Linked DNA regions of Homo sapiens: region 2 is linked to region 1. Evidence: read pairs that join two places in POLR2A ChIA-PET (ENCODE). Cell type or tissue: GM12878. All regions are shown on one strand. Each heading gives the region's core, and the rest is flanking DNA. Links, peaks and the distances in the headings are about the cores only.

Region 1 (5,385 bases), core at 306-5,305:
CCCTGCTGTGAGCCTATGTCTTAGTTTGCTTTGTGCCACTATAACAGAATTCCACAGACTGGGTAACTTATAATGAAGGGAACTTTCTTTCTCCAGCTCTAGAGGCTGGGAAGTCCAAGATCAGGCGGATCACATCTGGTGGGGGCTTTCTTGCTAAGTCACCCCATGGCAGAAGGGCAAAGAGACGGCGAGAGAGAGACAAAAGGGGCTAAACTTGTCCTTTTATAAGGAACCCATTCCCACAATAATGAATCCACTCCCATGATAATGGCATTAATCCATGCATGAGGGCATAGCCCTCATAGCCTCAGCACTTCTTAATACTGTCACAATGGCAATTAAATTTCAACATGAGTTTGGGAGGGAACACACATTCAAACCATAACAACCTAGACTCTGGCCCAACTCTGGCTCCTCACTGGTAAGAATCTCTTTGATTATTAGAAATAAGGATCAAATAGCTGTTAAAGAATGCATGCTTTGGGCTGGGTCTGGAGAACACAGCCAAGGGCTTTGCTGACAGAAGCAGAGTAGTTAATGGCAAAAGTGTCGGGAGACCCAACCCTGACTGGGTCAGGTGACTTCATTCCCTTTATCGTGAATCTTACCACATTCAAGCAATTTTTCTCTCTTTACCCCTGGTAGGCTAGACCCAATGGGAACCTACCTGCTAACCTATACTTGAGATTTTAGCATTGCAGTGGTGTTGGGGGATGAAAGGAGGTCATTTTAAGCATAATAAATTTTGAGAGTTGAATAAAATGTTACCTCCTAGATTCAAAGAAAGATTGGATGGGCTGGGAGATTGATTGGCAGACAGATTTAAAGAAATATAGTGGGCTGGTCCACGGTATAGAAATCCGTAAGAGTTTTTGTGAACATGTGACCAGCCATAATTCCAAAATGTGTCTGCCACTTGATAATTATTCTGATGGATGGGCAGATGGATGGGTGGATGAATGGATTTATCCACTGTGGCAGACGCTGTCAGTGCCCTGCCCATATTCTCTGTTTTCATTTCTACACTCCAAAGCCTGCTTATTTCCCACACCTGCCACTCTGTCTCTTCAAGCCTTTATCTGGCTGGGAAAGTGCATCAGGCCTAGGAGCCAGAAAAGGAAGGTTACTGCCCTGGAAGCAGACTTCAACCCATGATTGATGGGGACGTGGTGAATAAAGACCCAGTCTCTGTTGGGTGACTCTGAGGCATGTCTACGCAGCAAGACTAACCCCCAGTTGCCCTCAGAGATAACTGAGAACACACTTTTTTTTTTTTGAGATGGAATCTTACTCTGTCGACCAGGCTGGAGTGCAGTGGTGCAATCTCGGCTCACTTCAACCTCTGCCTCCAGGGTTCAAGCGATTCTCCTGCCTCAGCCTCCCAAGTAGCTGGGATTACAGGTGCACACCACCAAACCCAGCTAAATTTTTTTTTGTATTTTAGTAGAGGCAGGGTTTCACTATGTTGGCCAGGCTGGTTTCGAACTCTTGACCTCAAGTGACCCACTTGCCTCAGCCTCCCAAAAAGCTGGGATTACAGGCATAAGCCACTGCGCCCGGCCAATAACACCCTCTTTATTGCCTTTCTTTCCTTCCCTGTCTCCTTTCCCATTTCCCCCTTAATGTTTCCTGGGGTAACCTTCCAAATGAACTCTTGTACTCAAATCCTTGTTGTGGAGCATGCTTCTGGGGAACCCAAACTAAGACATCCATCTCACGGACTGCTCTGTGAATGTGACTGAAAAGTCGCCAATGTCACCCTTACCTCTGCTTCCTAAGAACAAGAATAATATAGTTGGAAGAAGGGTGACAGCTAACTCACACATCATTGGATTAGTACCTAACCCTATCAAAGTGCATAATCACCAGGTCTTATTGCTGAGCAATGTGGTGGCTGACAGTGTTGACCCTCCTGCCGTCAGCAACTCCCATCCTAACCACAAGCAACTTCCAAGTTCTTCTTTAGCTCCGTTGGCTTTGAATTTTTATGTGGCACACTGTTTAATCTGCACCTAATTGGAATAGTATTAAACTCATTCTTGATTACTTCTCTCTGGAAACTCTCATCTTATTAAGTATTTAACAGAAGTTCACATTCATTACTGAAGCCGATCAGGCTCTGTTATTTAATGAATGAAAAGAGGACAAATGCCAGACCCACAAACCCATTTTCCTGGCCAACCTTGTTTGACAATGCAGCTTTCCTAACTCTAAGGTTGTCATGTTTGTTAAAAAAAACAGTCCTTTCAGCTTTTCTCTGATTATTAACTACCTAAATTCTCTACAGATCCTCGGAATACCTGCAATAATTTCTAACAACAGTAAAGGAGTGGTTCTCAGCCATAGCTGTGCATTAGAATCATCTGGGAAGCTTTTGTTGCAAGGGATTCCTGGATCCCACTACAGACCAATCAAATGGTGATGTGCAGACAGTAGTATTTTAAGTCTCCAGGTGGTTCTAATGTGCAAACAAGGATGAGAACCACTGATTTAGGGGAACAGAGTTTCTATAAGGCTTTGAACACCAGCTGCCCCAGGAGCTACAGATTTAGAAAAGCAGGAAGAGCTAAAAGTGTCATTGATGACAGGCCAAGTGACAAAGCACACATCATAATATAGTCACTGCATTTGTGGCCTGCCCTATGCTTCACTCCACCCTTTACTCACACTTCATTCTCTGCACTTGAGCCAAGGGACCTCGGGATGCCCCTCATCAACCATGTAATGATCTTTTGCTCTCATAATATAGCAAAGACTTCTCCTCTCCTCCCCTAAGAGATTTCAGATCAGGAATTTTATTTTCTCACTCGAAAGTTGAGCTTCATGTAGTCTCATTTCTCATGCATTTTAATTTCTCTATCTTCAGATCTGAGTAATTTTTGCTCCTGGGTGATTTTTGAACCTTCAGTTATTAGATGAATGTGGCTGCCTTCGTCCCTGGGGAGTTATCCTACAGGAGGTGTTTCTTACATCCCCAGAGTCCAAAAAATCAAAATGGAACCTAAATGCTGTGATATTTCTTTATGACTGAGCTCTACCCACAGCTGTCCCTTTATGGGCTTAGGGCCCTGGAGGATTTCAAGCCTGATAATGTATAAACTTTATAAAACCTTATAAAACTTAACAAAATCATAGTGATTATTTGGGATTCCAAGCCAAGGTAACATAATTTAAGTGAGTCCTTGAGCCTTTTAAGATGTTTTTATATCTTGGCATGTATCTGCATTTTTTCAGAAGGGGGAGACAGTCTATAGCTTCTTTCAAATCCTCAAACAGGTGTGTGTCTTCACACAGTTTAAGAATTAGCAACTTCATGCTTTTCCCCTCTTGCTCAAGAGCCCAAATACAGACTCTTTGATGTGAGAGGGACTCATATTGAGCCTCCTGGTCTCTTCCCTCACTTTGTTGCCTTCTCCTACCACCATCTAGGGGCTCTAGAATGTTACAGGATATAGCTTTCTGGTCACCAGAGAGGAGGCCTAAAGTCACAGAGCACCTGAAAGTCAAGGAGACAAAGTGATCCAGCTCCCAGGATCCAGCAGTTCTTTAGAAGAAAATATTTGGTATGGGTTCTCTGGTGGCCCATGAGATCCTAAGCAAACACTGTCCCAGACTAACATGACTCCAGGCTGAGAGCTGGCTTCACTGGAGAGAACAAGCCTCCCTTTCTTGTGCAAGCATATGTGATCCTTTTCTTTCCCCAAATTCTTAAAAAGGCATGAAAGGTGGTCATTTGTCACTGTCAGGCTTCCCACTGTATCAAAGCAGATACTTACCATGCTGAAATCCCACCTCAGCATACACCTCACTCCCTCACCTTGGAAAGGTTGAGTCTCCCAGTTTCTCTGCTGCGATGCGATGTTGGGGGGGCGGGGGCGGGGATTAATAATGTCTCACCTTCAGGGTGAGACAGAGGACTCTGTAAGTTCCATAAAGGGGAGGGAGGCTGTGAGTGTGTATGGGGGGTGGTGGCACGGGGAGAGGGAGCCAACATTTATTGACTCTCTAGTATGTGCCAGGTGTGTGCTATACCCTTCAATCATGATCACTGCCTGGTGAGCAGCTGCAGGGTACACTCAAGAGAGCAACTGCTGCACAAGGTCACACTGTTGGGCTGGAAAAATTCTCAACTCCAAGAGACTTACTCTTAAAAGAGGAGGAATAAACCTTTATAGTGCCTGTGACAATGACCGCCAATTGCACCTAGTATTTCATGCTTTTTCTTTAGCAGCACTGCCCAGTAAAACTTTCTGAGATTAAAATGTTCCATGTCTATAATGTCCAATGTGGTCATCATGAGCCACATGTGGCTATTGAGCACTTAAAATGGGGCTAGGCTGACTGAAGAACTGAATTTTAAATTTCATTTAATTCATTCAAATGTAAATGGCCATATGTCCTAGTGGCTACTCTATTGGACAGTACAGTTCTATGGTAGATCTGACTTTTAGCTTGACCCATGGTCCCCTGAATTGAAGCCTCTAATTCACAGCCTGTATTGCAGTCATGTGATTAAGTTTTGACCAGTGGATGCGAGGGGGGTGATATAGGCAACTTCCAGGCTATGCCCTCGAGGGAAGGGCATGCCCTCCGCATTGCCTTTTACTCCCTCCTGCTGGCTGGCCCAGGGTGTGGCCGTGAAACATCTGGAATCATGAAGACAACACCTTAGGGAGGGTACGGCAATAACATAAAAGGAAACTGGGTCCCGGAGGATGCTTTCATGAAGCTGTGCCCTAATTCCAGCTCAGACATCTATGCGTGAGAGAAATAAAAATTCCACTTCATGTAAGCCACTGTCATTTTGGGTCTGTGTGACTCTGAGCCACACCTATGTTCTATCCTAGCAGATATACAGTCTTCCTCCCTCTTACAGAGACTGGGGAAAACAAATGTCCCATGTATGAATTTCAAGGCTGCTGTCAGATCTTTATGCAATTTAAGGGCAGAAGCATTTGTGGAGCCTCTGCCCAGCAAAGCACTTTGGTGGGCTGGTCGGTCTGCAAAGGTAGACCTGAGTTTAGTGGGACATAAGGTTATGGAGAGCCAGATTCTATGCACAAGAAAGAAATCAGGATTTGGGGGAGAAGACTGGCTCTTAGAGAAGGGAGAAGGACCTGGAGAGAGAAGAAGGGACCTGAGAAAACAGCATCAGGATGGGCCTAAGGGGTAATACAGTCAGCAGGACAGTCCCCAGGGCAGGAATAATGGATGGGCTTTCTCATCAATGGCAACTGTTGTCCCTGTGTTGAGCTGTACTGCAGACAACCCCTTGCTTGCTCCAAACACTGCTGCACAGCCCAGCCTTGTGTGGATGGTGCTTTGGAGAAAGCTAAGGAATTGGGGCAGCATCCAACATGGGACAAAGCAATATGAGGAACACAG
Region 2 (5,385 bases), core at 77-5,076, 200 kb after region 1:
TAGTTTTATTATCTGTAAAATGTGGGTTATAATAGTTCCTATCTCATAAGGTTGTCCCAGAGATTAAATCACTTAATACATGTAAAGTGCTTAGAACAGTGCTTGGCACAGAGACTGAATTCAGTGTTAGCCATTATGAAAAGGGACTACCAGTGTGGGATGCTGACTTTAGAAAATGATAGGATTTCCCATGAATATCCTTTTATCTCATGTTTTTGTTCCAAATAACTGCCAAATCCCACTGAATTTGCTGCTTTATGCAGAATTTTATTTGGGACTTTAATGGTTAAACCTAGAGGACTTTCTAGTCTTGCTTTGTGAGGATCATTTTGTCATTTTAGGAACTTTGGTAATCTAAAATTGTTGAATACAAGCTAAGAATGGGCACAGACAATAAAACTGTTTGGGTTCTTAGTTGTGTGTTTAAAAATGTATTTTCTAGGTGTGGAGAATTAAGTGATTATTTGTGGGTAAGGTTGCAAGACTATATAAACAGCTCTCCTTCCACAATCAGGGAGCACGTGACCCTGTCTGTTCCTAAACTGTCTGGACTCACTTCTAATGTGTATGTTTTTCTTCCTGGTAGTACCAGGAATTTACCTTTGTGAAATACCCTGATTTTCCACCCTTAGGTTCCTTTCTGTCCTCATTTTTAAAATAAGCACACAAAGTCCACTTTATTTACTGAAATATTTGTCGTTGGTCACTACCAGGAAATGGTTGACAAATACAATGAACATTGAGGAAGTGACAAAGGTTCAGATAATCTCAGCACTACTCATAATTGAATAGTTGTTACTAATCTATGCTGAAGTATAACTTTTTTACAGTTTATTTTACATGTGAATACATTCTAGTCTTCTAAATGGTCCTGTAATAGGGTCTTTTAGTCTGTTTAGGAATTAGCCCCATTCTACCTTGTCTAGGGTGTGGAGTAATGACATTAGAAAATCTGGACCACTTTACCTCTGGTAGCTTCAGTTTCTCCATTTATAAAATGGGGACAAATGATTGTACTTTATAGTTGTAATAGAAATTAAATGGGGTAATGTATGTTGAGTTAACATGTGGATCTCAGTCCTAGCTCTGCCAGAGTTCTTTGGCCTTCAGTCACTGGGCTTTTCTGACCTACTCAGTTCCCTTATCTGGAAAATAGAGTTCAGACTTTCCTACCCAATTCACAGGGCTATTATGGGGGTCAAATAAAATAATCTTACGTGAAAGCATTTGGCTAATTACCATTCTATGCAAGTTCAAGATAGACCTTACCCCAAGGTTGATTCAAATTGACACCCTCTGTTGACCTAAAAGAATTCTCCCATGCTTGCCAAAACCTGCTTTTAATTTTTCTAAATATGGGCCCCTTAGTCCAGAAGATACTTATCTAGCCTCCAAAGATTTGCCTTTCTCTAAACAGCAGGCTACCCAGCAGTAGCCTTATAGCTACTTCTGTGGCCACTCCAGCTCTAGTCGCTTTCCTTCAACCATTTGAGAGAGGTAGCCACAATATTAAAATATTTTAAATGTACAGAAACATTAATCATTAATTGCCATCAAGGCAAGATTCTCATTCTCACTCTCAGCCCCTATCAATTCTAGTAAAATACTGAAACTACACCCGCCTTCAACTACACGGCCTTTACTAACACAAGTCTTAGTATAAATAACCTTTTATTATCAGTATCAGTATAATGTTAGTAAGCAAACATTAAGTACCTTACTGTGTGCCAAGAAGTATGCCAAAAAAAGGGGAAATTTCCATCCTAAGAACAATGTATGTTGTCTTCAAGATTAGAGCAGTGGTTCTCACAAGGTAGGGGAGTGAGTAGTGGGGAGATAGGAAGTTGAGGCATTTTTAAAGTCACAACTAGAATGTTCTACTGGCATCTAGGTAGAACAGAAAGGCCAGAGATACTGCTGAACCCCCTACAATGCACAGGCCAGTGCCCCACAATGTCAAAATGTCAGTAATGCCCAAGTTGAGAAGCCCCAGTTAAAGGAACAAATACTGTCCCTAGGAAAGATGTTAACTCCTTTTCCATCAGGATGAAATAAGTTATCCCTGTAGGTGATATACTATCAGCATGCTATTTGGCTTCTCTAAGAGAGGAGGGTGGGAATTTACACAGGTGGTGTCCTGTATCTTGGGAAGGGGAACATAGACTTCACTTCCTCCACTGCTGTGTTGAGAAGCTAAAAGACACTAGCAGAAAGTAGTAACCTCCAACTACTACTGCACACCATTATTTCTCCTTTTATGTAAAAATGCTATGTGTTACTCCTGCTGGTTGCAAAAGAATGAAGAAGGTGATTAAATTTTCACTCTTATCAAGAAACTGCTATGAATTAAACTCCAGTCATCAGCTGAATTGGTTTCATAAAATGGTTCCACCGCAAACATACTAAAGCAGTTCTTTCTGTTTGAGTCATCCTTTTGAAATCAGCCACAAGGAAACTCTAGTATAGATGGAAATCTGTTTTATCTGAGATAATATATGCAGTCCACATTGTTTTTCATCATAAAAAAATGTTATAACATTTTCATGTTTTAAAACATTTTCCTTTTTTTCTCAGTACCCCATTATGCCTACCCACTTGCCCACTAAAATAGAAGTGCTCAGAAGATATGTAAACAATCTGCATAAGATTTGTTTTGTCCCTTGCTTAGTATTTGTTTTGCTTTTTTTTTTAGGGCAGGAATTTTGTACTTGTGTTTAGTAGGTAGTAAGCAAAAGGCTGTGTGTGATGTAAATAATGAAAGAAAACATTTGTTAGGTTGAGAGACAAAGATTGATTTCTCAGTTTTTCTTCTTTAGGTGAAACTGACAGATATTATACAAAGTCTTTCCTTTGGGAAGACTTGATATGAAAATAATTGTATTTCACTGGCCCTTAAAAAGGAAATGATTAGAATGTTTAACAGTCAAATTAATAATACTATTCCTAATAAATACATATTTTATGAGTAACTTTTCATGTTCTCCCAGCCCACAAAGAAAATAACACTATTCCAGAATATGTTTATTTTAAAATTTTTTTTTAACTCTGGAAGTTTAGTTCCTGCTAATGAGAGCAACATGCTTTCGAGTATCAAGCAAAGTTTCAAAGTAATAGATAAAATAGAAGACAGTTTTATTAGGAAGATTTTCTTTAGCATTTCTTCTAGTCTTGAGTAGAATTAATGGTGCTATTTCATGTTCTTGGTGCTAGATAACATTGGGATAGGGCTGAATACATGAGGTCAAACTAACTTAATTGAAGACCAACAAATGAAGCCAGTAATCGAGACATTCGGATGTTTTTTATGTACATACTCATTTAAAGTTCTCAAGTACATGACTTCAGGAATTTTTTTTTTTTTTTCTTTTTTTTTGAGACAGAGTTTCTCTCCGTCACCCAGGCTGGAGGATCACAGCTCACTGTAGCCTCAAACTCCTGGGCACAAGTGATCCTCCCACCTCAGCTTTCTGAGTAGCTGGGGCTATAGGTGCATGCCATGACATTTGGCTAATGTTTTCTGTTTTTACTTTTTTTTTTTTAAATCTTTTGTAGAGACGGGAGTCTTACTATGTTGCGCAGGCTGGTCTCAAACTCCTGGCCTCAAGTGATCCTCTCACCTTGGCCTCCCAAAGTGCTGGGATTACGGGCATGAGCCACCATGCCCAGCCTAGGAATTCATTTTGAAGAATTCTTTTACTCAGATTTTAAAATATAGAGAGAATATATAAAGACAGTGAGTAGGAAAGCATTGTCTAGGTACTGGTCTTTGTTAAAGAGTATAAACCTTTGGGAAGATCATGAATCTTTCTTCAGAGAACACATAAAAAAAAAAGTTCCAGGAAGAATAGCTGTCACAGCATTTTATTTGCAGTTTAATAAGGCCAGTTGTATATTGATTGATTATATGCCATTTTTAAATTTTGAAAACTATCTTGGGTCATTTATGTATATAAATAACTGGTACTACAAAAGTGTTTTATTTTGGGTTTAGATTATCAAATACAGAAGTAGAAGCCAAGATTGAATGTGTTCCTGTGATTGAAACTTTGATGTCACTGATAAAATATCCCCAGATAAGGCCTTCTAAGAGATCTAAGCAGAGTAAGAATATGTCTGATTGGAAATATATTGTTTTTCTTGGCTAATTTGACCAAGGGCTCTAGAAATTATATGGAGGGTATATGCCAGCCGTACTCTTGTTTTTTAGTTTCTTGTCTAAGCAAAAAAATTGTTCTTTTGCTATAGACGCAATAGAACTAAATCTATAGTGTTATGCACGTTACTTGTAAATTCTTATGTCAGGACCAAATGGTCGCTTATATTTTTTCCAGCTCCCAAATTCCCTTTATTCCACTTTAGTCCCTTCATTTTCAGAGATGAGGAAACAGATTGCTTTGTTCAAAGACAGCTAGAACTAGAACACAGGCTAATACTTGCTAGCCATGTGATATACTAATGTCAGCCAAATACGGGCATTTACACTTTCAGATGTTTGCCATATCTGTGCACTTACTAATTCTATTTAATACAATTTAAATTGACTCCTTTAAATAAGCTTATTTTAAAGGAAATTTTTTGCTACTATAAATAGAAAACCATTATATCCTTTAAATAGTAACTCTAAATAGGAATTCAAAACAAAGCAACGTTATTAAAATTTAATTTAAAATTAATTTAAATTTAATTGTTATTAAATTTTTAATTATTGCTGTTCTTCGTCAGAAATGTGTCAAAGCATTGTTTTCATGTTTGATGTCAGTTCCTTAATTGTCTAAACAGAAAAAGCACAGCTAATGCCTCTAGTTAAGCTTCTGTATAACTTTTTTAAATGAAATGCTTCTTAGAGGGGAAATGAGAGGGCATGAATACATGTTTATATACTAAAGTATGATTTCATGTATATCAGAAGATCTTATTATATGGAACCAAAATTATTCTTTGGTTGATTTAATTGTTCTTGAAACTTCAGTTTTTACCTTGAAGGTTTTAGTTAGCTTAGCATAAGTTTATTTTTCTAAATAAGGAATCTGATTGCCTCACAACTCAGATGTATCACAGTTATGGTGAAATAGCAATATATTGGTTTCTGTAACCTTTTAAATACCGTAATGAATTAAAATCTCTTCAGCAAAAGCAAATATATCTAGGGTGACGAGAGGTGTTTTTAGTGTATTTGAATGATGGAAATGTTTTTCTTAAAATATTTCTGAAGCATTTTTTAAAATAATTTTTTGAATTTATTGATGATAGTAGTTGTGTGTTAGTGTGAATGACTGGTCTAAATGTGTATGTCACTTCCAAGGGATTAGTAGGGGTCAGAATGATTTGTTTTATTCATTGACTTTTCCTTTGACGTGTTCTTATTCATTGGGCTACATACATTCC

What was found. Peaks named below come from ENCODE experiments on the same cell type or tissue, not always from the same donor. Only the 100,000 strongest peaks of a DNase experiment are listed, where the experiment ranks them.
Region 2: POLR2A ChIA-PET joins it to region 1 with 6 read pairs; 9 of 35 experiments call an interaction of 5 or more read pairs at or near these places.

Annotation. Positions count from the first base shown.
Region 1 is chr2:64,315,803-64,321,187 of GRCh38, reverse strand. No RefSeq gene overlaps it. Among named protein-coding and RNA genes, the nearest start is that of MIR4433A, 22 kb to the left of the region's middle. In GM12878, for the core only: a CTCF peak has its summit at 3,233; no DNase peak of the experiment used is centred there; H3K27ac peaks cover 328 bases.
Region 2 is chr2:64,111,279-64,116,663 of GRCh38, reverse strand. All of the region lies in intron 1 of PELI1 (pellino E3 ubiquitin protein ligase 1), which reads left to right. Among named protein-coding and RNA genes, the nearest start is that of PELI1, 30 kb to the left of the region's middle. RefSeq lists an enhancer at 2,461-2,540. In GM12878, for the core only: no CTCF peak of the experiment used is centred there; a DNase peak (open chromatin) is centred at 2,383; H3K4me3 peaks cover 1,546 bases; H3K27ac peaks cover 1,855 bases.